Regions from separate parts of the Homo sapiens genome. Here regions 2, 3 and 4 are each linked to region 1. Evidence: read pairs that join two places in POLR2A ChIA-PET (ENCODE). Cell type or tissue: GM12878. All regions are shown on one strand. Each heading gives the region's core, and the rest is flanking DNA. Links, peaks and the distances in the headings are about the cores only. Region 1 overlaps CSNK1G1 (casein kinase 1 gamma 1). Region 2 overlaps CSNK1G1 (casein kinase 1 gamma 1). Region 3 holds the start of PCLAF (PCNA clamp associated factor). Region 4 overlaps PCLAF (PCNA clamp associated factor).

The links. ChIA-PET counts read pairs that join two places held together with the same protein. Peaks named below come from ENCODE experiments on the same cell type or tissue, not always from the same donor. Only the 100,000 strongest peaks of a DNase experiment are listed, where the experiment ranks them.
Region 2: POLR2A ChIA-PET joins it to region 1 with 9 read pairs; 3 of 35 experiments call an interaction of 5 or more read pairs at or near these places.
Region 3: POLR2A ChIA-PET joins it to region 1 with 6 read pairs; 5 of 35 experiments call an interaction of 5 or more read pairs at or near these places.
Region 4: POLR2A ChIA-PET joins it to region 1 with 5 read pairs; 5 of 35 experiments call an interaction of 5 or more read pairs at or near these places.

The regions. Positions count from the first base shown.
Region 1 is chr15:64,176,596-64,184,358 of GRCh38, reverse strand. It overlaps CSNK1G1 (casein kinase 1 gamma 1), which reads left to right. Exons shown (of 12, transcript NM_022048.5): 11 at 3,905-4,011. Among named protein-coding and RNA genes, the nearest start is that of PPIB, 17 kb to the right of the region's middle. In GM12878, for the core only: no CTCF peak of the experiment used is centred there; a DNase peak (open chromatin) is centred at 3,978; H3K27ac peaks cover 412 bases.
Region 2 is chr15:64,259,952-64,267,714 of GRCh38, reverse strand. All of the region lies in intron 2 of CSNK1G1 (casein kinase 1 gamma 1), which reads left to right. Among named protein-coding and RNA genes, the nearest start is that of CSNK1G1, 92 kb to the left of the region's middle. In GM12878, for the core only: no CTCF peak of the experiment used is centred there; a DNase peak (open chromatin) is centred at 3,966.
Region 3 is chr15:64,377,009-64,384,771 of GRCh38, reverse strand. PCLAF (PCNA clamp associated factor) reads left to right here and starts at 3,331. Exons shown (of 4, transcript NM_014736.6): 1 at 3,331-3,446; 2 at 3,734-3,814. The coding sequence starts at 3,401. RefSeq lists an enhancer at 3,160-3,670. In GM12878, for the core only: a CTCF peak has its summit at 3,509; a DNase peak (open chromatin) is centred at 3,191; H3K4me3 peaks cover 2,585 bases; H3K27ac peaks cover 1,177 bases.
Region 4 is chr15:64,366,630-64,373,418 of GRCh38, reverse strand. The region is part of intron 3 of PCLAF (PCNA clamp associated factor); the gene reads left to right. Among named protein-coding and RNA genes, the nearest start is that of PCLAF, 11 kb to the left of the region's middle. In GM12878, for the core only: no CTCF peak of the experiment used is centred there; no DNase peak of the experiment used is centred there.

The DNA.
Region 1 (7,763 bases), core at 1,027-6,026:
TTATCTTTTATAATGACATTATACTAAAAATTTATTTATTTATTTATTTATTTTTTGAGACGAAGTCTCGCTCTGTCACCCAGGCTGGAGTGCAGTGGCATGATCTCTGCTCACTGCAAGCTACGCCTCCCAGGTTCACACCATTCTCCTGCCTCAGCCTCCCGAGTAGCTGGGACTACAGACGTGTGCCACCATGCCCGGCTAATTTTTTGTATTTTTAGTAGAGACGGAGTTTCACCGTGTTAGTCAGGATGGTCTTAATCTCCTGACCTCGTGATCCGCCCACCTCGGCCTCCCAAAATGCTGGGATTACAGGCGTGAGCCACTGCACCCGGCCATAAAGTTATACTAAAAATTTAATAGAAAAAAAATACCAGCCAGATCACTTGGGGTCAGGAGTTCAAGACCAGCCTGGCCAATATGGTGAAACCCCATTTCTACTAAAAAATACAAAAATTAGCCAGATGTGGTGGTGCATACCTGTAGTCCCAGCTACTCGGGAGGCTGAGGCAGGAGAATCGCTTGAACTCGGGAGGTAGAGGTTGCAGTGAGCCAAGATCACGCCACTGCACTGCAGCCTGGGCAACAGAGCGAGATTCCATCTCCAAAAAAAAAAAAAAGAAAAACATAAAGATAATATTGTTTAAAATGTCAGTAATTTGTTATTCATAAGATTCTTTTTAATTCTTTAAAATTTATTTTCTAAACATCATTGTATTTAATTCCCTTCATATTTATGAAGTTGATAGGATCATGGTCATTTGCCTTGTCTTATGGAATTAGAAAATAGGGCTCACAGAGGATGTTAATGGTAGAACAAGGCCTAGAATCCAACTCTTCCATCACTTACACAGTGTTTGTTCCACTGCCTGCAGTTCAGTAGTTTGACAAACCAGACCTCCAACCTGAAATAATTAAACGGATGCTGTGAAGGCCCAGATGTGTAGCCTTTAAGTCTTAGGTATGTTTTTGGTACAATTAAGTTTAAAAGTAGAGAATGGAGGCTCTGTTTATGTCTCATTCATTTGAGACCACATGCTCATTGATACAGACAAGATGTCTAGTCTGTAAAATGGGGATAACCTCTTATTCCTTAGATTGCCCAAGGACAGTGCTTATGGCCCAAGTGGCAATTTGTAGCGAGGAGAATTTAGGAAGTATAAGCCATGTGAAACGCTGTGAGCAGGCCCCATGACCCAGAGTCACCAGGTAATTCTCAGTGGTGATGCTTACTAATGTTTCATTCGTGTGAGTAGAAGCCAAGACATTTTATTTAACGTCTTGTCTAGTTCCTGAATTGTCCACTAGAAACTTACTATGTTTCCTGTAACCTTTGTGCTCACAGAATGAGTTTACCAGTATTATCACTGGTATGCAGCCAGAATATGTCCACAAGAAGCAAATGAAGCACTGAGGAAATTAACAGGATAGCATTAGAGTGAGGAGCTGTGGTTTTCCAATCCATATACCCTCCTTCCTCAACTTTTTGGTTTTGCTGGTTTTTCTTCAACTTTTTGTATTGAAAATTTCAACTCTACAGAGAAATCGGGAGGGAAATGCAATAAACTCTTGTATATCTTTAACCTTGCTGAACGAATTATTAAGATTTTGCCATATTTGCTTTAAATCTATGAGTGAAAGTGTGTGTGTGTGTTTGCTTGCTAAACCATATGAAAGTAAGTTGCAGACATCATTATATCTTATCCCAAAGTACTTCAGCCTGTATCTTCTAAGAACGAAGACATTCTAAGAAAGTTAATTTCATAATATCTAATATATAGTTCATGTCACATTCCACCTAATTCCAGTTGTCCCCAGAATTAATATTGTAGTGTCCAGGATTTAATCAAGGTTCATGCCTCACATTAACCAATGCAATATGCCTCATCAGTCTTTTACAATGTCTTAGTCTCTTTTAATCCGTTTTAATCTTTAAGTCTCCCTGTGTTTAAACAAATAAAAGTCTTCTATAAAGATTCAGCTGGAGGCCGGGCACAGTGGCTCGTGCCTGTAATCCCAGCACTTCGGGAAGCCAAGGCAGGTGGACAACCTGAGGTCAGGAGTTCGAGACTAGCCTGGCCAACATGGTGAAACCCCATCTCTACTAAAAACAAAACAAAACAAACAAACAGCCAGGTGTGGTGGCACATACCTGTAATCTCAGCTACTCAGGAGACTGAGGCAGGAGAACCGCTTGAACCTGGGAGGTAGAGGTTGCAGTGAGCCGAGATCATGCCACTGCACTCCAGCCTGGGCAACAGAGCAAGACTCTCTCTCTCAAAAAAAAAAAAAAAAAAAAAAAAAACGGGTTACTAATGAGAACAATAATTATTTCTTGTTTAGAAATAATAGCGGATATAGCTTGCTAGTAAGTAGTATTCACCCTATCTGTCCCAAAGGCTACGTGTACTATATATTTCCTCCCACCCTCCTCTTTATGACTATTCAGGAAATTTTTGTGGATTAACTGCTGGTGAGGACCCCTGAGCTAGAGGCAGATAAGAATAAACAGTTACGGAGAGAGAATAACAGTAAGATGACCACTTATTGAGCTGTTACCATGTCTCATGCCACTGGGCTAAGCACTTTCTGTGGGTTGTCTGCACAGTAAACACCATTAGGTAAGCAGCATTGTTCTCCCATTTTAGAGATTAGGAAGCTTAGGCATAGACTGAGGATCTTGCCCAAAGACCCACAGCAAATAACTGGTGGAGCTGGGGTTCAAACTTAGGGCTGATTAGGGCAATTTCTACACTATGCTGCTTCCCTTATTTATGCTAGGTATTATACTAGACAGTCTCATACATTTTCTTGTATAATTCTCTCATCAACCTATAAGAAACAATCTCAAATAGATGGAAGTACTTATCCAAGGGCATATGATATCCAAATTGTTTATCCTATTTTGTGTTCTCTCCCATGTTTCAGCCAAGGTCTTTAACAAGCAGAGTGTTTTGTCCAGCAGTGAGGCCCCTTTTCCCACTTCCCAGCACCCACATAAACAGGAATAATGTGCTGGAAATGAAACCAGGTGGCAGAAGCAGCTACACATGCAAGAGAAGCCTGATTGGGTCCACATTAACCAGATGACAGGAGTGAGAGCCTTCACTTACATTTCGGGGACCATCAGTGAGAACTGGGATGGCAGTGAACCTGAAATAAAGATCGTTGAAATAAGACTGGCTTTCCAAGGGAGAGTGTTTTTTTACCATCTTCCCTCTTGTCGGAGAGGATGTGACAATCTTGTTATTTGTAACTTCGAACCAGTGCTCAAAGCCATGAGGAAATTTCTGAAGGAAAGTGTGATTATTTATAGTTTCTGGTACCCACTGTTGACTTCCTTTTTAGAACTTTTTCTTTCAACATCAGCACTAAGTCTATATCATTATAGCATAATAAACTGAGAGAACTAGACTTCACCCATCACATTCAAGGGAGCCAAGTGATTTTACCTTTAGAAGTCAGCCATGCAGTTATTTTTAACTTAACAAAGTAATGTGTGTGTTTTTGCAATATGAAAGAATCTGTGTTTAGAACAAATTTTCCTCATGGAAATTCACAGATATTAACTCTAAACCTTGGTTAAGTCATTTGTTAGTGTTTCCATCTGTAAAAAAACCTATTTCATAAGATTTTTGTAAGGATTAGATTTACACACACAATGTAGCAGAGTGTCAGACACGGAGTAGGCACTCAGTATGTAAGTTATTATCATCATTATATGATTACATCATTGATATTAGTGTTCTCGCATGATATGGGCCTGGGAACCTTCCCTAAATTGATCCCTTAACCCAGGAAAACAAACATTCCAGACACTGCCTGTTTAGCGACCCTGTCTGGCGCTGGCAAGAGATTTCTGTTGCCATGGTGCCTGTCACACACTTCTGTCTTTCTGTTTCAGGTGGTTAGCTCAACCAATGGAGAGCTGAATGTTGATGATCCCACGGGAGCCCACTCCAATGCACCAATCACAGCTCATGCCGAGGTGGAGGTAGTGGAGGAAGCTAAGTACGTACATCTTTCAAGGGGGCTCTTAAGTCATGGGTTGAAAAATCTTTTCTGTCTCTTCCTCTCTGTGTGCTGCTCGTCTCAGACTGGATTTCTCATGCTTGTAACCACAGCTTTCTTCCTTAACTGTTTTAATTTTTGCATGGTACCTTAAGGCTGCTACTGCCCTTCTTTAGCTGTGATTTCGGGGAAGACAGTCACATTTTTCTAGTTCACATGAAAAAGACATAGTGAACCGAAAGAATCATGTTATCAGGGCTACAGTGGATAGTAGCCATGAGCTTCTTGGGGCTGTGGAGCTTCTTGCTCTATATGGGATATAGAGAAAAATCTGCTGTTAAACCATGGGCCATGCTGAATAGCATTCGATTTCTGATTGTGGGCTAGCAACTGGATGTACAATCATGGAACAAGGAGTTCAGGGCCATTTTGTTCACTCTCAAATGATTCTGGCTTCAGAGAGACTAAGTCAGGCAAGAAAAATATTATAGTCTGCATCTGTGAATGAGAGTGTGGGAAAAGAATGGAAGTCATACTCATCTCAGGAGGGTAAGGAGGTTGCCCCACACCCTTTTCTGCTTCTCTTGCATGTGTATGTCTTGCCCCACCCATACCACCAGCCCCTTGGTGCGCTGCATGGTCTGTGTTTAAACTCTTAAAATCTGGGGTGGAAGGTGAGATAACTGCCAATTCTGCTGCAAAAGCAGCATTTCTACCACTTTTTTCCCCATCCCAAATTTAGATCCAGATTTAGACTTCAAGAAGATACCAGGTAGGGAGAGATAGAGACACCATGAGTCAGTAACTGCTGCTATCCCTGATATGGAGGACCTTTCTTGTGAGCCCTTTGAGAACCTTCAGGATATCCCAGGGTCTTGTTTTCTGAAGCAGACAACGTATTTATAGTGATATTGTACCTAAGTAGTCTCATGAGCCCCCAGGTAGCTTAATACAAGCCAGAACACTCTTATACCTCTAAATGTAAGTTAGTGAGATGCCACTGAGACCTGCATTCTTCCACCTTCCAGATGTACTTTGTATTGTTGTCTTTCCTGCCTATTCCCCTGGTCTCCTGCCCATCTTTTTTATTTATTTATTTTTTGAGACAGGGTCTCTCTCTGTTGCCAAAGCTGGAGTGCAGTGGCACGATCATGGCTAACTGCAGCCTCTATTCCCCAAGCTCAAGTGATCCTCCTGCCTCAGTCTCCCAAAGTCATGAAATTACAGGCATGAACCACTGTGCCCAGCCCTGCCAGTCTATTTGATGAACTCATTTTACCTTCAAGAAGTCCTTTCTAGCCAGGTGTGGTGCTTCATGCCTGTAATCTTAGCACTTTGGGAGGCTGAGGCAGGAGGATCACTTGAGTCTAGAGGTTTGAGACCAGCCTGGGCAACATAATGAGACCCCAACTCTATAAAAAAATTAAAAATTAGCTGGGCATGGTGGTATGCACCTGTAGTCCTAGGTACTTGGAAGGTTCAGGCTGCAGTGAGCTATGGTCATGTCACTGTACTCCAATCTGGGTGATAGGTGCGACCCTGTCACACACACACACACAAAAGTTTTTGGCCAGGTGCAGTGGCTCACACGTGTAATCCCAGCACTTTGGGAAGCTGAGGCAGGAGGATCACAAGGTCAAGAGATTGAGACCATCCTGGCCAACATGGTGAAACCCCGTCTCTACTAAAAATATAAAAATTAGCTGGGTGTGGTGGCATGCGTCTGTAGTCCCAGCTACTCAGGAGGCTGAGGCAGGAGAATCGCTTGAACCCAGGAGGCAGGGGTTGTGGTGAGTCGAGATTGTGCCACCGCACTCCATCCTGGCGACAGAGCGAGACTCCATCTCAAAAAAAAAAAAAAAAAAGAAAATTTTTGCTTGGAAAACCAGGGCTTGAGGATTCCTACCCAATACATCAAAAGTAAATGAGGATGACTTGACTGTCTTTTGTTGAGCCCCTGCTAACTGTAGGCAGCTTCAGAGCTCTTCTCCCAGCTTGTATAAGGCACTGATATATAAGGGGGTGAGGGTTATGCTGGTTATGCCAGGAAAAGGCCATTTTAATAAGGAAACATGCTCCTATTCTCAGGGACTTTGGAGATATTAATGGTACTCACAGTTTTTCGATTTCCATACAAAATTACATTATCTTAAATAAACAATATGTTACTCCCACCCTCTGGGCTCTCAACTGGCTGCACTTTGGAGTCATTTGGGGCATGGTAGAAAATACAAATGTCTGAGTCTGGCCTCAGGCATTCTGATTTAATTTATTGAAATGTGGCCCGAGCATCAGGAATTTTAAAAGTTCAGGTCATTCTAACATGTAGCCAATGTTGAGAACCACTGTACCAAGCGTGGTCTGATTCAAACATTGTCAGAGCTTGAAGGATGGCCGTACCTGTTCCCAGCTCCCACCCCATTCTCAATTCACCTTTGTGGCTATTACTTTGAAGGCTAGAAGTTTAGCTTTGGATTTAATAGTATACTTTGAATGCAGTAATCAAATGGGCTTTAGTTTTATGTTATGCCCTATACAGGTTTATCTTTTGAACCCATTCATCTCATCTCATTTTGGTAAATGTGTATACTAATTGTGTATGTGAGTGTGGTATTTGTGTTCTGTGTGTAAGATATGGGCTCATTCACACAGAGATTTCAATCTGGTGTATTCTGTATTGGTATAATCTAACCTCTAGAATGTAAGGAGAGTTTAAAGTCTTGTCATTTAGCAAAAAGGACAAATGTGCCTCTTTGCCACCAGCTTCAGGTTTGGACCTTCTAAAAGATGTAGAAAGCATAGGGGAGAAATTATATTTGACCAGATGTCATCCCGAAGCTCATGGCTTAGGGCATTTAGTGATTTCATGGGCTATCAATCCATCTTGCCCAGAGAACTGTCAGGGCCCAGCCATGTGTTATTTTTCTTGGCCTTTGCGTGTGGGGGCAAGGAAAGGGTAGCCCTGTGTCCACCTGGTTGATCATTTTCATGGGAAGAAGTCACAGCTAGAGAAGCACGAGGTGTTCCAAACAGCCCCTCATTGCACGCAGCTGTGATGCCATTTGTTCATGCAGCCTGCTTGTGGGGTAGAAGGGGATGATGCTTATATTGAGACACACCTCAGTACTGGGGAGACCATGTGAAACCTTCACTTTCAGGCTTTTGATTTTGGGTTCCTCACCCAGCTTGTTTAGTGTAAAGGTGGAAAGAAATAACAGGGTCTTAGGTTTTGTTCTGTGTACAAAACGAACATGTGAATTCCCTTTTTCTCTAGCTCCAGGACATATGTCCTTGTTTATGGTTTAAAGGGTGGTGAGGGCAGGCAGCTTTTTGGTTGATTTTTGTTACAGTAAGAATACAGGAATTTTTGGTTATCCAGACTTTAGCTATAATTTAACAAATGTGAACCTCATTTCTCCTGAGCATTAACAAGAGTAGAATTTAGGTCCTTCTCTGGTAGTTATACCTTAATACAGAGCAGTGACCCTCCTTCCTCTGATTCATCTTCTAATAAGATAAAGTAAGTGTCGCTTAAACCTTTTCTCCCTCTCTAGAGGAAGAGCTAACTGCTAGCTGCTTTGATCAGGCATGTTGGACTTGCACAAAGGCTAGGGACTTTCTTTTTCCCTCAGAATATTTGAGAGGCTAGCTTAATATTGCACAGTAAGACTTCATATGGGAACCAAAATGGTTCACCCCTGGTGCTTGATTGAGTTCTTACAGGCAGGGTCATTTGCTCTTTCCCCTGCTGC
Region 2 (7,763 bases), core at 1,404-6,403, 83 kb before region 1:
TAATCTACATTCCTACCAACAGAGTATAAAAATTTCCCTCTCTTCACATTCTTGCCAGCATTTGTTTTTTTGATAATTGCCATTTTAACTGGAGTGAGGTGGTTTCTCATTGTGGTTTCGACTTGATTTCCCTGATGATTTGTAATGTTGAACATTTTGTCATGTATCTGCTAGCCATTTGAATGTCTTCTTTTGAGAAATGTCCATTTTGGTTTTTTGCCCATTTTTAAATTGGATTATTTGGGGTTTTTTGTTAGTGAGTTGTTCAAGTTCCTTATATGGTCTGGATATTAACCCTTTGTCAGATGAATAATTTGCAAATATTTTTTCCCTCTAGGTTGTCTCTTCACTCTGTTGAGAAACTTTTAAATTTGATATAATCCCATTTGCCTGTTTTCACTTTTGTTGCCAGTGCTGTTTTTCTTTTTCTTTTCTTTTCTTTTTTTTTTTTTTTTTTTGAGATAAGGTCTCGCTTTGTCTCCCAGGCTGGAGTGCAGTGGCACAGTCTTGGCTCACTTCAACCTCCTCCTCCTGGGTTCAAGTGATTCTCCTGCCTCAGCCTCCCAAGTAACTGGGATTACAGGCGTGCACCACCACGCCCAGCTAAATTTTTGTATTTTTAGTAGAGGTGGGGTTTCGCCATGTTGGCCAGGCTGGTCTTGAACTCCTGTCCTCAAGTGATCCACCCACCTCGGCCTCCCAAATGCTAGGATGAGAGGCATGAGCCTGCTTTGCTTTTGAGGTCCCATCCAAAACATCTTTGCCTAGAGAATGTCATGAAGCATTTCCCTTGTGTTTTATTCTAGTAGTTTTATAGTTTTGGGTCTTACATTTAAGTCTTTAATTCATTTTGAGTTGATTTTTGCATAAGGTGAGAGATAAGGGTCTACTTTCTTCCTTCTATGTGTGAATATCCAGTTTTCCTAGTACCATTTATTGAAGAGACTGTTTTCCCCAGTGTATATTCTTGGCATCTTTGTCGAAAATCAGTTACCTGTAAATGTGGAGATTTATTTCTGAGTTCTCTATTCTGTTTCACTTGTGTGTTTTTATGCCAGTGCCATGCTGCTTTGGTTACTATAGTTTTCTAGGAGATTTTTGCATTGGGTAGAGTGATTCTTTTGGCTTTGTTCTTTTTGCCCAAGATTATTTTGGCTATTTGGAATCTTTTGTGGTTCCATATGAATTTTAGGATTTTTTTTTCTCTTTCTGTGTTGAATGTCATTGGTATTTTGATAGAGATTGCATTGAATCTTGTAGATCGCTTTGGGTGGAATGGACATTGTAACAATATTCTTCCGATTTTTTATTTTTATTTTTTTTAAGAGACAAGGTCAGGGGCTGGGTGTGGTGGCTTGTTCCTGTAATCCCAGCACTTTGGGAGGCCAAGGCGGGTGGATCACGAGGTCAGTGGATCATGAGGTCAGGAGATCTAGATCATCCTGGCCAATATGGTGAAACCCTGTCTCTACTAAAAATTCAAAAATTAGCAGGGTGTGGTCCTCATGCCTATAGTCCCAGCTACTCAGGAGGCTGAGGCAGGAGAATTGCTTGAACCCGGTAGGCAGAGTTTGCATTGAGCCGAGATCGTGTCGCTGCACTGCAGCCTGGCAACAGAGCGAGACTCTGTCTCCAAAAAAAAAAAAGAGACAAGGTCTTGTTTTGTCACCTCGGCTGGAGTGTAGTGACATGATCTCAAAGATCCTAGACTCAAACATTCTTCCCATCTCAGTCTACCTACTAGCTAGGATTATAGGCACTTACCCCTACACCTGGCTAATTAAAAATTTTTTTTTGCAGATGCAGTGTCTCATATGTTGCTTAGCTGCTCTCAAACTCCTGGCCTGAAATGATCCTCCTGCCTTGGCCTCCTGCTAAAGTGCTGGCAGTAATAGGCATAAGCCACTGTGACTGGCCAATTTTCTTCCAATGGATATATTTCATTTTTGGTGTGTGTGTTCTTCAGTTTCTTTTGTTGGTATTTTATAGTTTCCCTTGTAGAGATCATTCACCCCTTTGGTTGAATTTATTCCTAGGTTTTTTTTTTTTTTTAAAGCTATTGTAAATGGGATTGTCTTCTGTATTAGTCTGTTCTCATGCCAGTAATAAAGACATACCCAAGACTGGCTAATTTATAAAGGAAAGAGGTTTAATTGATTCATAGTTCCACATAGCTGGGAGGCCTCACAATCATGGCAGAAAGCAAAGGAGGAGCAAAGTCACATCTTACATGGCAGCAGGCAAAGAGAGCATGTGCAAGGGAACTCCCCTTTATAAAACCATCAGATCTTGTGAGACTTATTCACTATCATGAGAACAGCATGTGAAAAACCCACCCCATGATTCAGTTACCTCCCTCTGGGTCTCTCCCACTATACATGGGACTTATGGGAGCTATGATTCAAGATGAGATTTGGGTGGGGACACAGCCAAACCATATTTCCTCCCACACACTGTGTGCTCCGATTATATTCTCAATTTCTTTTTCCACTGGTTTGTTTTTGGCATTAGAAATGCTACTAATTTTTGTATGTTAATTTTGTATCCTGTAACTTTACTGAATTCATTTATTCTAATAGTTTTTTGGTGGAGTCTTTGGGATTTTCTATATATATGATTATGTGGTCTGCAAACAGGAACAGTTTGATTTCCTCCTTTCCTATTTGGATGCCCTTTCTTTTGCCTCATTGGTCTGGATAGGGCTTTGAATACTATGTTGTATAAAATTGGTGAAAGTGGGCATCCTTGTCTTGTTCTAGTCTTTTGAGGAAAAGCTTTTAATTTTTCCCCATTCAGTCTGATATTAGCTGTGAGTTTGTCATATATGGCCTTTATTATGTTGAAATGTGTTCCTTTTATGCCTAATTTATTGAGAGTTTTTATCATGAAGGGATGTTGAATTTTATCAAATGTCTTTTCTGTGTCTGTTGAGATGATCATATGGTTTTTGTCTTTCATTCTGTTCATGTGACGTGTCACGTGTATTGATATGCATATATTCAAGCATCCTTAACATCCCCGGGATACATCCCATGTGATCATGGTGAATCATCTTTTAGTGTGTTGTTGGATTTAGTTTGTTAGTATTTTGTTGACGATTTGTGCCTCTGTTTTCATCAGGGATATTGGCCTGTAGTTTTATTTTGTTTTATCCTGGCCTGGTTTTGGTATCAGTGTAATGCTGGACTCAGAATAAGTTTAGAAGTATTATTCCCCTCCTCTTTGGTTTTTTGAAATAGTTTGAAAAGAATTTATATTTTTTCTTTCAATGTTGGATAGAATTCAGCAGTGAAGCCATCAGGTCCTGGGCTTTTTCTTTGCTGGGGGAGTCTTTATCATTGCTTCCATCTTATTACTTGTTATTCTCTTCAGGTTTTCTATTTCTTCTGACTCAATCTTGGTAGGTTGTATGTATGTTTCCAGGAACTATTCCATTTCTTCAGATTTTTAAACATTTGTTCTCATATAGTTGTCAGATTAATATTGTAAAAATACAACTTTCACCATTTGCTTTTCCCCTTCGTTCACAGCAAACCGAAGAATGAAGTTAAAACTCCTATATTTGCATTTAGGATTATCTATAATCTTATTCTAAACTAGCCTTTCTTTTTTATCACCCAAGAACTTTCTCACAAGAACTTTCTACATATATCAAGTCAAGTTGTTCACTTTAGCATCTCTTACCTACTGAATGTCAGATACTATGTTTGTTTCTAGGGATAAAAAGATGAATTAAACGTTACTGTCCTCTGGAAATTTACTGCCGAGTGGAAGTAAAAAATATATGCATAAATAATTATAGGTAGAAGTTTATGAAATTGGGTGCTGGCTTAGTCTTAAGACTAGAAAGTATATTTAGAAAAGGGCTTTTTTTTTTTTTTTTTTTTTTTTTGGTAAACAAAAAGGCATAAAACCACAAGGAACCAAAAAAATGGAAGAGAAAGTGAAAACAGACTGAGAAATGTTAACAAAATTTTGGAAGCTGAAACACAGATGGTTAGGTGGTAACTGACTTAGCACTCCAGACAAGGCTGAGTGCCTGAAGGGGCAGGCCGGTTAATGCTATAAAATATACCAGATAGGCTTAGGAATTGGAGACACTAGGAACTTCACAAAGGTGGGATGCAGAAGGGGCTAAAAATGGAAAATTTAGTTGAAAGTCAACTGCACTGTGAAAAGCGGCTGCCCAGCTAAATGCAGGAAAAATAAGGAAAAGGTTGCACACTGAGCCTGGGAGCGGTGGCTCAAACCTGTAATCCCAGCACTTTGGGAGGCCAAGGCAGGCGGATCATGAAGTCAAGAGATCGAGCCCATCCTGGCCAACATGGCGAAACCCCGTCTCTACTAAAGATACAAAAACTAGTTGGTCATGTTGGCGCGCACCTGTAATCCTAGCCGCTCCAGAGGCTGAGGCAGGAGAATCGCTTGAACCATGGAGGCAAAGGTTGCAATGAGCTGAGATCATGCCACTGCGCTCCAGCATGGGCAACAGAGCGAGACTCTGTCTCAAAAAAAAGAAAAAAGAAAAAGGTTGCACACTGAATGATGAGACTCCTCAAGACTTCTTGTGGAAGAAACAAATATGTAAGTGCCCAGGATTTCTTTGAACTCTTGCTTTTTTTTTTTTTTTTTTTTGAGATGGCGTTTTGCTCTTGTTGCCCAGGCTGGAGTGCAGTCGTGTGATCTCCGCTCACTGCAACCTCTGCCTCCTGGGTTCAAGCTATTCTCCTGTCTCAGCCTCCCAATTAGGTGAGATTACAGGCATGCACCACCACACCTGGCTAATTTTGTATTTTTAGTAGAGACGGGGGTTTCTCCATGTTGGTCAGGCTGGTCTCGAATTCCTGACCTCAGGTGATCCACCCACCTTGGTCTCCCAAAGTGCTGGGATTACAGGCGTGAGCCATTGCGCCTGACTGCATCTTTTTCTTCAAAAGAAATCTATGCACAATTTCTATAATATAGTAGGTTTGTTTTTATGTAAATAAAAAGACTTTATCCAAATCTTCAAATGAAAATTAGGATCCAAGAAAAGTGTATCTTACTTGTCCTGTAGCTTAGTGCACAAAGGCCTTGGCACACTTCCAAGTACCCACAGGTACATACCTCAGAGTGGGGACCTGGCATTGGATATTATTCATAACCTGTCCTTAGCTTAGTGGATGTTTATGGCTTTTCTTCTGTTTCTTCCCACACACTATGTGCTCCGATTATATGGGTCTACCCACAGTATATCACATCCTGTGCATTTTCTATCATTTATCCATATCATTGTTCAAATTAGTATTTTTTAAAAATAGAAAATGCCTTTTATTCTCTCCTCTGTTCATCCGTCAGGACTCACTTCAAGTGCTGCTTGTGCCCAAATTCACTACCCTCCGTATCCAAGCTCTTCTACTGACTCATTTGTATTTCTGTTTTAACACTCACTATATCATGTGATTTATTTGACACACTTTTGAGCCACCACATACAAGACCTTGTGTGAGGAGCTAGAATACAGTCTATGAAGGGTGAGAACTGAGGTTGCTCATCTTAGATGTCTGGTATCTGTGTAGATGGGCATTAAATATTCACATGCTTTTCCCTACTTCTGTTCTCTTATTTTTCTAGTTAATCTTGTACTACCTCACAATGCTCATGCAAAATCACAGATCTTATCAGGTCATAAAACCTTTCATTTTAAACTTTAAGATAGCATTGATGTTCTGCAATTATACAGGAAGTAGGAACAGGGAAAAATGGTATTAATGGCTTTTTTTTTTTTTTTTTTGAGACGGAGTCTTGCTCTGTTGCCCAGGCTGGAGTGCAATGGTGCGATCTCGGCTCACTGCAACCTCTGCCTCCCAGGTCAAGCGATTCTCCTGCCTCAGCCTCCTGAGTAGCTGGGATTACAGGTGCACACTACCACGCCTGCCTAATTTTTGTATTTTTAGTAGAGACAGGGTTTCACCATGTTGGTCAGACTGGTCTCCAACTCCTGACCTCTTGAGCCACCTGCCTCGCCCTCCCCAAGTGCTGGGATTACAAGTGTGAGCTGTAATTAAGTTCTTAGGGTTAAGCCTGTGCTAAAATTAGTTGGTTTTGTTTTGTTTTTTGTTGTTGTTGTTTTTGAGACAGAGTTTTGTTCCTCTCTCCCATGCTGGAGTGCAATGGCATGATCTCAGCTCACCACAACCTCTGCCTCCCAGGTTCAAGTGATTCTGTTGCCTCAGTCTGCTGAGTAGCTGGGATTACAGGTGCCCACCACTACCCCCAACTAATTTTTGTATTTTTAGTAGAGACAGAGTTTCACCATGTTGGCCAGGCTGTTCTCGAACTCCTGACCTCAGGTGATCCACCCACCTCAGCCTCCCAAAGTGCTGGGATTACAGGCATGAGCCACTGCACCTGGCCCTAAAACTAGTTTTAAGTCACAGTAACAATGCTCATTTCATTTCAGGAAGAGCTGTCCTGAAAAATCTTTGCGCAGAGTCACATCTGGTGTGCAAGAAGTCCTGGGCCAAATTAAAGTTTTAATCGGCCTGGGAATTGGCTGTTTGTTACTGCCTCATCTGTTCCTCTCTTACTTATTACTATCCTTTTTATAATTTCATGAAATATATTTTAAAATGGCTTTGGTGGGAACATTAATAAGAAACATAAAGTAACCTTTAGAAGGTTAATGCAAACACTATATATATGAGAGAAATGCCTATTTTTGACTTGTGCTCCCCTAAAAAAGAAGTTATTCATCTTATGGTTTCTGAGGTGTTTGACCTAAGAAACCAACCTGTTAGTCTTCTTTTTATCTTACTTGCAGACAAAAATTATTCCTAAATTAGTGTACTCTTTGACACGTAAAGGTACTCGCAATCTGATGGCAGTATGAAAAGTTTAATGATGTAGTTATATTGCAGAGGGCCTTCTGTTGTCTAGAGGTTTGTAAATGAGAATTTGTATTGTAAGCAGCTTTTTTTGTTTGTTTGTTTATTTATGAGATGGAGTCTCACTCTGTTGCCCAGGCTGGAGTACAGTGGTGTAATCTTGGCTTACTGTAGCCTACACCTCCTGGGTTCAAGCGATTTTCCCACCTCAGCCTCCCAAGTAGCTGAGATTACAAGTATTCACCACCACCCCCGGCTAATTTTTGTATTTTTAGTAGAGACAGGGTTTCACCATGTTGGCCAGGCTGGTCTTGAACTCCTGACCTCAAGTGATCCACCTGCCTCAGCCTCCCAAAGTGTTGGGATTACACCACACCCAGCTTGTTTTTTTATTTATAAAAACAATGCATTATATAAAAATCAGAAAATACTAAAATAGTAAAACTATTTTATATTCCTTTTATATTCTTTTTCACGCACATATATTCCGCTATGTATTACAGAAATATAACATTTACTGGTATATTTTAAAAATAGTTATGCTGTACGTACAGTACCAATAACTTTTAATCAGTCGAGATTTTGAGTGTTTTATATGTGCTGAACATGGTCTTAAGCACCATAGGGTATTGAGAAAACTTAAAATCCCTATCCTCAAGATATTTACACTCTAGCTGGATAAGAAGGCAAACGTGTAAGAAGAGATGCGAAGTTCAGTGCAGTGGCTGAACTACATGATATGTACTAAGCACTCAGGAGGAATTAAAGTTAAGGCTTCCAAGGATTAGTGAGGATGGGGAGGTGAGAGGAGCTGAGTATCCAGCATATATTACAGGTTCAGTAAGTGAATGTTGTTGCTCTGGCCCTCATCATCATTCCAAGTTCTTAGTCTAAACG
Region 3 (7,763 bases), core at 1,190-6,189, 200 kb before region 1:
TTTTTTCTTTTCTTTTCTTTTTTTTTTTTTTTTAGACATTCTTGCTCCATCACCCAGGCTGGAGTGCAATGGCATGATCTGGGCTCACTGCAACCTCCACCTCCCAGGTTCCAGTGATTCTCCTGCCTCAGCCTCCCAAGTAGCTGGGATTACAGGCACCAGCCATCATGCCTGGCTAGTTTTTGTATTTTTGTAGAGATGGGGTTTCACCATTTTGGCCAGGCTGGTCTCGAACTCCTGACCTCAGTTGATCTACCTGCCTCTGCCTCCCAAATTGCTGGGATTATAAGCATGAGCCACTGCGCCGGCCAAGATTTTCTTTGGTATAAATGTAGGCAGGCCAGTTGCAGTGGCTCACACCTGTAATCCCAGCACTTTGGGAGGCCGAGGCAGGCAGATCACCTGAGGTCAGGAGTTCAAGACCAGCCTGGCCAGCATGGTAAAACCCTGTCTCTACTGAAAATACAAAAGTTAGCTGGATGTGGTGGCACATACCTGTAATCCCAGCTACATGGGCGGCTGAGGCATGAGAATTGCTTGAACCGGGAGACAGAGGTTGCATTGAGCTGAGATCGTGCCACTGCATTCCAGCCTGGATGACAGAGTGAGACTCTGTCTCAAAATTAATAAATAAAATAAATAAATTTAGGCAGAAATTGTATTGATACATACTGTAACTTTTCTTAATGCCCTAGGCCTTTGAAATTTTCAGGTTCACTCCACACCACTCTCTGTGTTTTATTTCATTATAAAAATTGTGTTTAATTGCTTCTGCAAAGCAAACATTTCAATGAAGAACTTTTACTAGGCATCAGCACTTTTTTTTTTTCTCTAGCATGCATTCTTCATTATCATCGTTGGTGTTAAAATGACAAACATGCAAACAAAAACAAACACACAACTATAGTAATATGTAGACTGCCCCGGGTGGAAATATATATTTGATACTCTTTCTGGCAACTTGCTTGGCAGGTGGGCAAGGAGAAAAGACTATCTTATTCTTTCTGCAGGAATCTGGAATATAAGTTCAAATTAAGTAATTCAGACCTATGTAGAAGCCACTTAAACTGGAAAGGAAATAATGGCATTTAAGAACCACTGTGCTGGCCAGGTGTGGTGGCTTACACTTGTAATCCCAGCACTTTGGGAGGCTGAGGCAGGCAGATCACTTGAGGTCAGGAGTTTGAGACCAGCCTGGCCAACATGGTGAAACCCTGTCTCTACTGAAAATACAAAAATTAGCCGAGTGTTTTGGCACGTGTCTGTAATCCCAGCTACGTGGGAGGCTGAGGCAGGAGAATTGCTTGAACCCGGGAGGCGGAGATTGCAGTGAGCCGAGAACACGCCACTGCATTCCAACCTGGGCGAAGAAGTGAGACTCCATCTCAAAAAAAAAAAAACACACACACAAAAAAACCACTGTGCAATGAGATGGGCCATGAGGACAAAAAACAAAGGAATGCCCTGGGTCTTGTGGATTTTTCCGGTTGATTTGGCTGTAACCTTAGATACCAAGGTTAAGACAAAACTACAGGTAATTGCCAATACATTTTCTATTATTGTGTTAATTTAACCTGTTGCCTAGATTCCTTAAATCTGTGTTACAGAGTGCAGTTGTTGATTCTGTTAAAGTACTGAGTAGCCTAATTCTAAGTTCGAGCAATTCATTGGAGAGAATTAATGCTGTGTTTACACTTCTAGAGTAGCCTTTCAAGTGAGCATTTAACAGAATACATCCCAAAGCAAGTTCATCTGATCCTGTTTTTTGTTGTTGTTTTTAGAGACGGAGACTCGCCCTGTCGCCCAGGCTGGAGTGCAGTAGCGTGATCTCGGCTCACTGCAACCTCCGCCTCCCGGGTTCAAGGAATTCTCCTGCCTCAGCCTCCAGAGTAGCTGGGACTACAGGCACATGCCGCCACTCCCAGCTAATTTTTTATTTTTTATTTTTATTTTTATTTTAGTAGAGACTGGGTTTCACCATGTTGCCCACGCTGGTCTCGAACTCCTGAGCTCAGGCAATCTGCCTGCCTCGGCCTCCCAAAGTGCTAGGATTACAGGTGTGAGCCACCATGCCTGACCGATTCTGTTTTATGTATGGTATTTAGAGAGTGAAAATCACTCCCCAGGGGTGTTGTGAGTAATTAGAAGGTAAGCATAAAGATAGAAAAAAATTATGACCCTTTATCCTAGAGTTATGCTCACTGTGTGACAGCGATGTGGTCTTACCACATTTGGCAGGGTCTTTTCGTTTCGTTTCGTTTCATTTCATTTCCTTGCCTTGCCTTGCCTTTCTTTTCTTTTTTCTTTTCTTTTCTTTCTTTCTTTTCTTTTCTTTCTTTCTTTCTTTTTTTTTTTTGAGACAGGATCTCGCTCTGTCGCCCAGGCTGGAGTGCATGGTGTGATTATGGCTCACTGCAACCTCTCCCTCCTAGGCACAAGCAATCTCCCGTCTCCTGAACTCAAGCCATCCTCCCACCTCAGCCTCCCGAGTAGTTGGGATTACAGGAACATGCCACTGCACCCGGCTAATTTTTGTATATTTTTTGTAGAGACGGGTTTCACCGTGTTGGTCAGGCTGGTCTCGACCTCCTGGGGTCAAGCGATCTGCCCGCCTCGGCCTCTCAAAGTGCTGGGATTACAGCCATGAGTCCCCGCTCCTGGCAGATTTGGCAGATTATTTAGGAGCTCTGACACCATTCGGTTCTCAAGAAGACGTTTTATTAGTTTCTTTTTATGTGTGTATGTATATACAATCCCCCTAGTTTTTGTTTAGTCTCACATCATCCTAAAGACATTTAAAAAAACCCTTGTAAACAAGTTGTATTAGCTTCCTTTTCCCCATTCCATAGAATTGTTTTAGTATGGATGCTGTACAAAGAGTTCATGCCTGGGGGACTAAAGGAAAGTTCTCAAGTTCTTTTAATTTTGATTTGCATCAAAAAGTCCGCTTAATTTCAGGTTTCACCTCCAGGAGTCAATCATTATGGACTTAAAGCTATAGTAACTTTTGAAGATCGTTTGTAATTCGCTGTCTTTGCTAGGTTTTCTTTTCTAAGCAGGCTCATTTCTGTAGTTCAGAAACTTAGCACCCACTAGTCGGGTACCCCTGGAGAGTCCTGGTACCGCCCACCTGGGGCGCCTACGAATCCTAGGCCTTTGCGTGTTGATGGACGGATTCGCGCTGCAAGAAGCCTCGCCGCTGTCACCACTGGGCATTGGCAATTGGTTCAGGGGGAACGGCGCGGAACCAATGGGAGCGGTGGCTCGGGAGAGACCTTGGAGCGCGCGGGAAAGAGACCAATATAAACTGTGGCGGGATAGTTTTCGGGTCCTTGTCCAGTGAAACACCCTCGGCTGGGAAGTCAGTTCGTTCTCTCCTCTCCTCTCTTCTTGTTTGAACATGGTGCGGACTAAAGCAGACAGTGTTCCAGGCACTTACAGAAAAGGTGAGGCGATCGAGTGTGGTACTGGAGGGCGGGGGGGTCCTCCCGGCAGCCTGGCCACGGGCGACAGACGCCAGAGGTCCCCCTGGGCCCTGTGCGCCAAACTCATCTAGCTAGCCAGGGAGTAGCCGCCTGGCCCCTTTACCTAGAAGAGGAAGTCGCAGGGGCAGGGTAAGGTTATCCTGCTGTTCTGGATCGCCAGGCTCTCCTCTCCAAGCTGCTGGGGTCCAGGACTCGGTGTCGGAACCCTCCTGCCCCTTCTGAACACCCTTTTTTGCCTCTCTTCACAGTGGTGGCTGCTCGAGCCCCCAGAAAGGTGCTTGGTTCTTCCACCTCTGCCACTAATTCGACATCAGTTTCATCGAGGAAAGGTAAGAAGAGCCCTCCTAAAGTTAGGGGATCAGTCCTGGCACCTGCAAGCCCCTGGCTTGCCATGAATTTCTTTTTCTTGAGGTACTCACGCCCGAATTTCTTCCTTGCCCTGTGATATAATAAGAGAGGCTGGGCCTTTTGGCCGGCTAGGGTAGAGGTGGGGGGGAGGTCTCATGGAAGGGAATTTCAAGCCTTGGAGTTAAGGACCGACACACCTTATCTTCAAGCCTATTTTTCTTTTCTTTTCTTTTTTTAGACAGGGCCTCTCTTTGTTGCTCAGGTTGGAGTGCAGTGGTGCAATCACTGGTCACTACATCCTCCACTTATGGGGCTTAAGCAATCCTCCCACCTCAGCCTCCAAAGTAGCTGGGGCTACAGGTACATGCCACCACGCCGGGCTTTTTTTTCTATTTTTTGTAGAGATGGGGGTCTCACTATGTTGCCTAAGCTGGTCTCAAACTCCTGGGCTCAAACAATCCTCCTACTGGGATTACAGGCATGAGCCACCACAGCCAGCCTATCAATTTTTGTTTTTTGGTTTAGTATTTTCCTTTTTCTTTCTCTTTCTTTTTTTGAGACAGAGTCTTGCACTGTTGCCCAGGCTGCAGTGCAACGGTGTGATCTTGGTTCACTGCAACCTCCGCCTCTCGGGTTCACACGATTCTCCTGCCTCTGCCTCCTGAGTAGCTGGGATTACAGGTGCACGCCACCACACCCAGCTAATTTTTTTGTATTTTTAGTAGAGATGGGGTTTCACTATGTTGGCCAGACTGATCTCAAACTCCTGACCTCATGATCTGCCTGCCTCAGCTTCCCAAAGTGATGGGAACACAGACGTGATCCACCACGCCCAGCTATTATTTTTCTTAATAATAACAGAGGCTATTTAAATATTGTTAGAGGCTATTTAAAAGCCCCCTTAGTAGATTAAGGGTTTGAACAATCGTTAACAGTGCTGAGTGCTCATTGCAATGTCTACTAAACTTTAATAAAAATGTTTTTGTTTTTGTTTGCTTGTTTTTCCTTTCTTCCTTACTCTTTTTTGTTTGTTTGTTTGTTTGAGTATGATGTCTGTGGGTTTTCTCCAACTTTGCAGCTCCTAATACTGTCTTTGGGAGAGTAGGAGTGAAACCCGGCAAAGGAAATAGCTTCACGCTGCTCCTTCTGTGCGTGGAGTAGATGAGAAAATGCCCTGCCATCTGGTGCCTCATTCCTTTCAGTAGGAAATTTGGCAGACAGGGAGATTAACGCTACAAGATTTAATTAAGAACATAAAGGTGAACACTGTTTAGGACTTCATGGGTTTTAAAGTCAATTCAAATTTCTCCCTATTATAAACATTTCATTAGAAAACATTTACTATTTCTATCTCTTCAGATAAAAGGAAATAGAAGTTGATGAATTTTTTTAGAGTAACTTATACCCTGTACCACTAGACTAAGTTTCTTTTTCTTTTCTTTTTTCTTTTTTTTTTTTGAGACAGGGTCTCACTCTGTTGCCCAGGCTTGAGTGCAGTGGTGCAATCACAGCTTACTGCAGATTTGACCCCAGGGTTCAAATGATCCTCCCACTTCAGGCTCTTCCCAAGTAGCTGGGACTGTAGGCGCATGCCACCACACGCCCGCCTAATTTTTGTGTTTTTTGTAGAGATGGGGTTTCATCACATTGCCCAGGCTGGTCTCGAACTCCTGGGCTGAAGCAATCCTCCCGCCTCAGCCTACCAAAGTGCTGGGATTACAGACGTGAGCCACCACGCCTGGCCTGATGAAATTTCATTAGAGCCGCATCTCATCGTCTGGTCCACTGTTGAATCACCAGAGCCAACTAAATAGGCCCTTACTGAATATATGTTGAATAAATGCATCCTTTAAGGCATTTTAAAAATCTCTATTTTTAATCCGAATAATTGGATGTATGAAATGGGTAATATCCTTATTTTAAAGATAAGGAAATTTAATATCTGGTTATATAACTTGATAAAGGTCACACAACTAAATCAGTGGAGTTGGGTTTGAACCTGTTGCTGCTATATTTTTTTTTTTTTCTGAGACACAGTCTCGCTCTGTCACCCAGGCTGGAGTGCAGTGGCATGAACTCGGCTCACTGCAACCTCCGCCTCCCGGGTTCAAGCAATTCTTCTGCCTCAGCCTCCTAAGTAGCTGGGATTACAGGCATGCGCCACCATGCCTGGCTAAATTTTGTATCTTTAGTGGAGGCAGGGTTTCACCATGTTGGCCAGGCTGTTCTCAAATGCCTGACCTCATGATCCAACTGCCTCGGCCTCACAAAGTGCTGGGATTACAGGCGTGAGCCACTGCGCCCAGCTGCTGCTGTATGTTTTCTAGTAGTAAAAGCATTCCTGTAAGGTTCCTTTGGGAAAACTGTGAACCAAAAGATCACTATCTTTTATATGCCATTCCTTCTTTTGGAGGCGAAGGCGGGACGGTTGCCTCAGCCAGGAGTTTGAGACCAGCCTGGACAACGTGGCAAAACCCCATTGCTATTTTTATAAATGTAAATAAATAAGTAGAAACAATATAACTTCAGAGTCTATATGGAAACAACTTTTGTAAGCATTCTTTAACAACTAGAGTTGTTAAAGCAAATGTTTTAGCTTAAAGCAAAAGATTTGCAGTAACTGAATAATTTGTTCCTGGTCATTACTTTATAAAAAGGCAAGAATTTTCCCTCAATTTCTCCTTATATTACTGTTGAAAAATAACCAGGAATTGGCCGGGCAGGGTGGCTCACACTTGTAATCCCAGCACTTTGGGAGGCCAAGGCGGGCGGATCATGAGGTCAGGAGATCGAGACCATCCTAGCATGGTGAAACCCTGTCTCTACTAAAAGTACAAAAAATTAGCCAGGTGTGGTGGCGGGCGCCTGTAGTCCCAACTGCTCGGGAGGCTGAGGCAGGAGAATGGCATGAACCCGGGAGGCGGAGCTTGCAGTGAGCCAAGATCGTGCCACTGCACTGCAGCCTGGGTGACAGAGTGAGACTCTGTCTCCCCCCCAAAAAAACAAAAACAAAACAAAAATTAGCTGGGCGTGGTGGCGGGCGCCTGTAATCCCTGCTACTCGGGAGGCTGAGGCAGGAGAATCACTTGAATCCGGGAGGCAGAGGTTACAGTAAGCCAAGATTGCGCCACTGCACTCCAGCCTGGGTGACAGAGCTAGACTTTGAAAAAAAAAAAAAAAAAAAAAAAAAACACCAGGAATTGGACTTCTCTTATGAACTGAAAAGGAGCCAGGTGCTTTGAAAAATGGAATCTACTTTTGTGGAGACTTTCACATTGCCTCTTATATGTGCTTTAACTAAATGACCTTAGTAAGTAAAATGTTGGCACTTTATACTACATGGTCCTATCTTATGTTAGGAAAAAGTGTGTCAAACTTCAGTATGTCAGTACATACAAGAATATATATATATATATATATATATATATATATATATATATATATATATATTTTTTTTTTTTTTTTTTTGAGACAGAGTCTCGCTCTGTTGCCAGACTGGAGTGTGCAGTGGCGGCGCAATCTTGGCTCACTGCAACCTCCGACTCGCTGGTTCAAGTGATTCTCCTGCCTCAGCCTCCCAAGTAGCTGGGAATACAGGCACGTGCCGCCACACCCAGCTAATTTTTGTATTTTTAGTAGAGACGGGGGTTTCACCATGTTGTCCAGGTTGGTCTCGAACTCCTGACCTTGTGATCCACCCTCCTCAGCCTCCCAAAGTGCTGGGATTACAGGCGTGAGCCACTGGACCCGGCAAGAGTATTTGAATAGCTCTGCTTGTGGACAAAATATAAAAATATTTTTCAGTTGTAAAAATTCTGTTACTACTGTTATTGCTAAGATAACCATCACACTGAGTTTATTGGTGGAATACAGCTTTATTGTGTCACATTTTCTAATTCTTTAAGTTGTATATCTTAAATAAAGATTATT
Region 4 (6,789 bases), core at 38-5,037, 190 kb before region 1:
GGCAAGGAAAAAAACCAGGTCTTCATCAAATCTACTAATTTCACTCCTTATTAACAGAGAAACGCTTGAGAGTCTCAAACTGGACTGGTTTAAAGAGCATCTGAAGGATTTGACTAGATGATAAATGCCAATATTAAATCTGTTGGAGTTTCACGTATAAGACAGAGGAGAAAGAGAACATCAAAAATTACTTAGCAAGCTATGGAATGGAGATTCAGTTTTCATTTTAGTTTGTTAAATCTACAAGGCTGTAAAATGATTAGGTAATAGAAAAAGCTTCCATGATTCTATTTATTATATATGTGCATTGGAAGAAACTACCAGGTGTTACTATAAATATTCTATGTATTGTTTCAGCCATCCTAATTTAATGCTGATATGCTCTAGATTTACATTGCTAAGTTTTCACTCTTCTCTTGGGCACTTAACTCTGTTTCTTTTGTTTGTTTGTTTTGAGAAGGAGTCTCACTCTTGCCCAGGCTGGCGTGCAGTGGTGCTATCTTGGCTCACTGCAACCTTCGCCTCCTGGGTTCAAGCGATTTTTGTGCCTTTCTTGAGTAACTGGGATTACAGGCACGTGCCACCACATCCAGCTAATTTTTGTATTTTTAGTAGAGATGGGATTCACCATGTTGGCCAGGATGGTCTTGATCTCCTGACCTTGTGATCTGCCCGCCTCGGCCTCCCAAAGTGCTGGGATTACAGGCATGAGCCACTGCGCCTGGCCAAGGGCACTTAACTCTTTAGGGCTTTGGATTTGATTTGCCATTGCATTTGACTTTCTTTTCTTTTCTTTTCTTTTTTTGAGATGGAGTCTCGCTCTGTCGCCCAGGCTGGGGTGCAGTGGCGCTATCTCGGCTCACTGCAAGCTCCGCCTCCTGGGTTCATGCCATTCTCCCGCCTCAGCCTCCCCAGCAGCTGGGACTACAGGCGCACGCCGCCACGCCCGGCTAATTTTTTGTATTTTTAGTAGAGACGGGGTTTCACCATGTTAGCCAGGATGGTCTTGATCTCCTGACCTTGTGATCCACCCGCCTCGGCCTCCCAAAGTGCTGGGATTACAGGTGTGAGCCATCGCACCCAGCCCTGCATTTTACTTTCTATGTGGTAATTGAAGTGTGCCAGAGCAATGATAGACTGGAATTTACTCCAAATCCAAGCATGACTAATTCTTGCATATACACTTAAAAGTGAAATAGTAGGCATTTCCTATCACCCATTCCAATTCAACAAGAATGCCAGATTTAGTTACGATACTTAACTGGATTCCAAAAATTAGAAGTGCATTGACTTCAAGTAATTTTAAAATAGTGCCTTTTTATCTTTGTGTATGTCAAATAATTTTCACAACTTAAAAACTGATTTTTTTGTGTGCAGGAGGTGGGTTAAAAGTTGATTTCCTTTGAAGGCGTATTTGATTAATCTTGAAATTAAGAGGTGACTTTGTACATGTTGAATAATTTTTACAACTTAAAAATTGACCATTTTTTGTGCAGGAGGTGGGTTAAAAAAAGTTGATCTGGGCCAGGTGCGGTGGCTAATGCCTGTAATCCCAGCACTTTGGGAGGCCAAGGTGGGCAGATCACTAGAGGCCAGGAGTTCGAAACCATCCTGGAGAACATGGTGAAACTCGGTCTCTACTAAAAATACAAAAATTAGCTGGGTGTGGTGGCACACACCTGTAATGCCAGCTGCTCAGGAGGCTGAGGCAGGAGAATCACTTGAACCCAGGAGGTGGAGTGAGCCAAGATTGCGCCACTGCACTCCTGCCTGGGTGACAGAGCGAGACTCTGTCTCAAAAAAAATTGATCTGTTTTGAAGTCATATTTGATTAATCTTGAAATTAAGCGGTGGGCTGGGCACGGCGGCTCATGCCTGTACTCCCAGTACTTTGGGAGGCCTAGGCCGGCGGATCACCTGAGGTCAGGAGTTTGAGACTAACCTGGCCAAAATGGTGAAACCCCATCTGTACTAAAAATACAAATATTAACTGGGCGTGGTGGTGAGTGCCTGTAATCCCAGCTACTCAGGTGGCTGAAGCAGGACAATCACTTGAACTCAGGAGGCAGAGGTTGCAGTGAGCTGAGATCGCGCTACTGCACTCTAGCCTAGCCTGGGCAACAGAGTGAGACTTCGTCTCAAAAAAAAAAAAGCCAAGTGCAGTGGCTCACGCCTGTAATCCCAGCACTTTGGGAGGCCGAGGTGGGCGGATCACGAGGTCAGGAGATCAAGACCATCCTGGCTAATACAGTGAAACCCTGTCTCTACTAAAAATACAAAAAATTAGCCGGGGATGGTGGCAGGCACCTGGAGTCCCAGCTACTCGGGAGGCTGAGGCAGGAGAATAGCGTGAACTCAGGAGGCGGAGCTTGCAGTGAGCCGAGATTGCGCTACTGCACTCCAGCCTGGGCGACAGCGCGAGACTCCGTCTCAAAAAAAAAAAAAAAAAAAAGAACATGAAATAAGCAAAATAACAAATCTGGTTCTGTATTTGCAAAGTGAAGACCAGAAATTTGTCTGCATTAAATTCACAATGCTTTTGTGCTCTTTCTGTAAATACTTAAAAAAAAAAAAAAAAAAAAAAAAAAACAACTTTATGAGTCTGAGTAGCTACATTTGGGACACTTTCTATAATTAGTCAATATTTTTAGATAGAGCCTGGGCCTAAGCATAAGTGGACTTGATTCTGGTAAGTAAAACTTTTACAACTGCCTTGATGTATAGAAGCCTTTTTAGAAATAGACACTCCAGCCTGGGTGCGGTGGCTTGTGCCTGTAATCCCAACATTTTGAAAGTCCAAGGCAGGTGGATCACCCAAGGTCAGGAGTTCGAGACCAGCCTGGCCAACACGGCGAAACCCCCGTCTCTACTAAAAATACAAAAATTAGCTGGGCTTGGTGGCAGGTGCCCATAATCCCTGCTACTCCAGAGGCTGAGGCAGGAGAATCACTTGAACTCGGGAGGCGGAGGTTGCAGTGAGCCGAGATCATGCCATTGCACTCCAGCCTGGGCAACAGAGCGATAATCCGTCTGAAAAAAAAAAAAAGAAATACGTACTCCATGAGGCCAGGCATGCCTAGCACTTTGGGAGACTGAAGGGGGAGGATTGCTTGAGCCCAGGAGTTTGAGACCAGCTTAGGCATGGTCTCTACACAAAAAAAAAAAAAAAAAAAAATTAGGTGGGCATGGTGGCGCACACCTGTAGTCCTGACTACTCTGGAGGTTAAGGTGGGAGTCGCTTGAGCCCAGGCATTCGAGGCTGCAGTGAGTTATGATTGTGCCACTGAACTCCAGCCTGGGTGACAGAGCCAGATTGTGTTTCTATTAAAAAAAAAAAAAAGGACACTCCATGAAATCTTTGGTTCACATGGTCACACACTGATGCTTAGTTGTTCCTGTATCCCATATGGCCATAGTAGCTTTAATAAGTCTTAAGGCAATATTTGCCATCTTTAGAAACCTGCATGGGAACAAGCAGATCCAACAGATCTTGACCTATGGTATGTGTGACTGAACAGTCCCTTTTGCTTCTTATTTGTACATTCTATATCTGTTACATCTGTTTTGGATTGTACATTGTGTTTGGAATGGATTTTCATTGAACACAAACTAGATAAAAATAGATGGCTGAAAGAGTAATTAAAACAAAGTATTTGACATATGAAAGCATATAAAATATTGAGAATTATTCATTACAAAAATTAGCCAGGTATGGTGGCACATGCATGTGATCTCAGCTACTGGGGAGGCTGAGATAGGAGAATCACTTGAACCTGGGAGGCAGAGGTTGCAGTGAGCCGAGATCACTGCACTTCAGCCTGGGCAACAAAGTGAGACTCCATCTCAAAAAAAAAGAAATTATTCAGTGCTGTTCATAAGCTCATTTAGTAAATAGTAATTGAGTGTCTATGATCCATGTTGTGAGATTAGCAGCAATTAAATCTTAGGCTTTGTTGTTATATCACTATCATGATTTCTGGTTTCCATAAAAATCAACCAAAGGGATACCCTTTTTTTTTTAGAGACAGGATTTTTTTTTTTTTTTTTTTTTTTTTAAAGAGACAGGATTTTGCTCTGTTACTCAGGCTGGAGTGCAGTGGTGAGATCATAGCTCGCTGTAGCCTTGACCTCTTGTACTCAAGCAATTTTCCCACTTCAGCCTCCTGAGTAGCTGGGACTATAGATGCATGCCATTGCTCCTGGCTAATTTTAAATTTTTAGTAGAGACCAGGCCTTGCTATGTTGCCTAGGCTGGTCTTGAACTCCTGGGCTCAAGCAATCCTAACACCTCAGCTTCCCAAAGTGTTGGGATTACGGGCCTCAGCCATGATGCCTGGCCCCAGAGGGATACATTTTGGATAAAGCTTTTTAATAGTTTTGCTTTCCTGATCCAATAAATTTCTTTTAGTTCTCTGTCATTGTCTGGCACCTTTCTTCCTCGTTCTTTTTTCCAACAGGAACAAGCTGATAGTCAAGACTAGCTTTAGAATATATTTCAGACTTCTTGAATTACCTGTGACTTACATCAAGGAAATAAAATATTTGGCAATATAGCCAAATGTGACTATAACACTGATCATCACAGGAATAAAACCTATATTATAGCCTTCCCACCATATGAAAAGAGATTACACATGTATTCTCATAAAGAACTTTAATCCATGGTATTATAAAATCTGTGACATAAACCTAGGTAATAGAGGTTTATATTATTTCTTTAGGTCCTGTTCTTAGATTTGCCATTGTTTAGGAGGATTGTAATTACCCCTTTATTGAAATAATAAATGAGTTTATTAGAAGGATTTATGATATAAACTCTCTATGGAATATAGTTATTCCCATGGCCTTATTTTTCTCCCAAAGGCAGGGTAAACTCCCAGCAGTTGCGTGGGGGAAGAGTCAGAATCAAGGAAGACTATCTACTTAAACCTTTAACAGAGTTATGATGCCTAAAGTAAATCAGGCGCTTGCACAAAGGAAGTCTGGGTTATGATAATGTTCATTTGTTAATTTGATTTAATTTCCAGGAAAATACAATGAAGATATCTTTGTTATCTAATACTGAGTTAATGATAATCTTATTTTGTTTTTGTTTTTTTTACTGAGACAGAGTTTTTGCTCTTGTTGCCCAGGCTGGAGTCCACCTCCTGGGTTCAAGCGATTCTCCTGCCTCAGCCTCCTGAGTAGCTGGGATTACAGGCACGCGTCACCATGCCCAGCTAATTGTTTTTGTATTTTTAGTAGAGACAGGGTTTCATTATGTTGGCTAGACTGGTCTCGAACTCCTGACCTCAGATGATCCACCTGCCTTGGCCTCCCAAAGTGCTGGGATTACAGGCATGAGCCACCGCGCCGGGCCAACGATAATCTTATACCAAATCTGAGTGCCTTCATTTTCACTTCCTTCTTTCACTACCTGGTTCTGCCCATCAAGGATTGCTGGATCTAATTTGAAAACCAAGAATTTTAGAGTAGATCTTACAAATCTTTGTCAGCTCTAATAAACCAAAAAAAAAAAGTAGTTTTTGATTAAGTTTTGAATTGACTTTTCCTCCATAAAAAGTGTAATGAGGCTGGGCACGGTGGCTCATGCCTGTAATCCCAGTACTTTGAGAGGCCAAGGCAGGCGGATTATGAAGTTAAGAGACCAAGACCATCCTTGCCAACATGGTGAAACCCCGTCCCTACTAAAAATACAAAAAAATTAGGTGGGCATGGTGGCGTATGTCTGTAATCCCAGCTACTTGGGAGGCTAAGGCAGGAGAATCGCTTGAACCCGGGAGGCAGAGGTTGCAGTGAGCTGAGATCGCACCACTGCACTCCAGCCTGGCGACAGAGCGAGACTCCGTCTCAAAAAAAAAACTATAATGGGTACAAAATGACTTTGTTTTTTGTTTTTTTTTTTGGGTTTTTTTGAGACAGAGTTTTGCTCTTGTTGCCCAGGCTGGAGTGCAATGATTCAGTTTTGGCTCACGGCAACCTCTGCCTCCTAGGTTCAAGCAATTCTCCTGGCTGAGCCTCCCAAGTAGCTGGGATTACAGGCACCTGCTACCATGCCCGGCTAATTTTTGTATTTTTAGTAGAGATGTGTTTCACCATGTTGGCCAGGCTGGTCTCGAACTTCTGACCTCAGGTGATCCACCCGCCTCGGCCTCCCGAAGTGCTGAGATTAGAGGCACGAGCCACAGGGCCCTCCCTGACTTTGGGATAATGTAAATTATTTTTCAAAAGCTACAACTATTCTATGCTAACAATTTTGGGGTTTTTCTTTTTTCTTCTTCTTTTTTTGTTTTATTGACACAGAGACCTGCTCTGTTTCCCAGGCTGGAGTGCAGTGGCACAATCAATCATGGCTGACTGCAACCTTGAAGTGATCCTCCTGCCTCAGGCCTCCTGAGTCGCTGAAACTATAGGGATGTGCCACCACGACCAACTAATTTTTTTTTTTTTTAGACAGGCTCTCTGTCCCCGAGGCTGGAGTGCAATGGCACAGTCTCAGCTCACTTCAAGCTCCACCCACCATGCTCAAGCGATTCTCCTGCCTTAGCCTCCCAAGTAGCTGGGATTACAGGCACACACCCCCACTGCCCGGCTATTTTTGTATTTTTAGTAGAGATGGGTTTTCACCATGTTGGCTAGGCTGGTCTCGAATTCCTGACCTCAAATGTTCCACCCACCTTGGCCTCCCAAAGTGCTGGGATTACAGGCGTGATCCACCGACCCCGGCCTGATTTTTTATTTTTTGTAGAGATGGGGTGTCACTAAGTTGCCCAGGTTGGTCTCAAACTC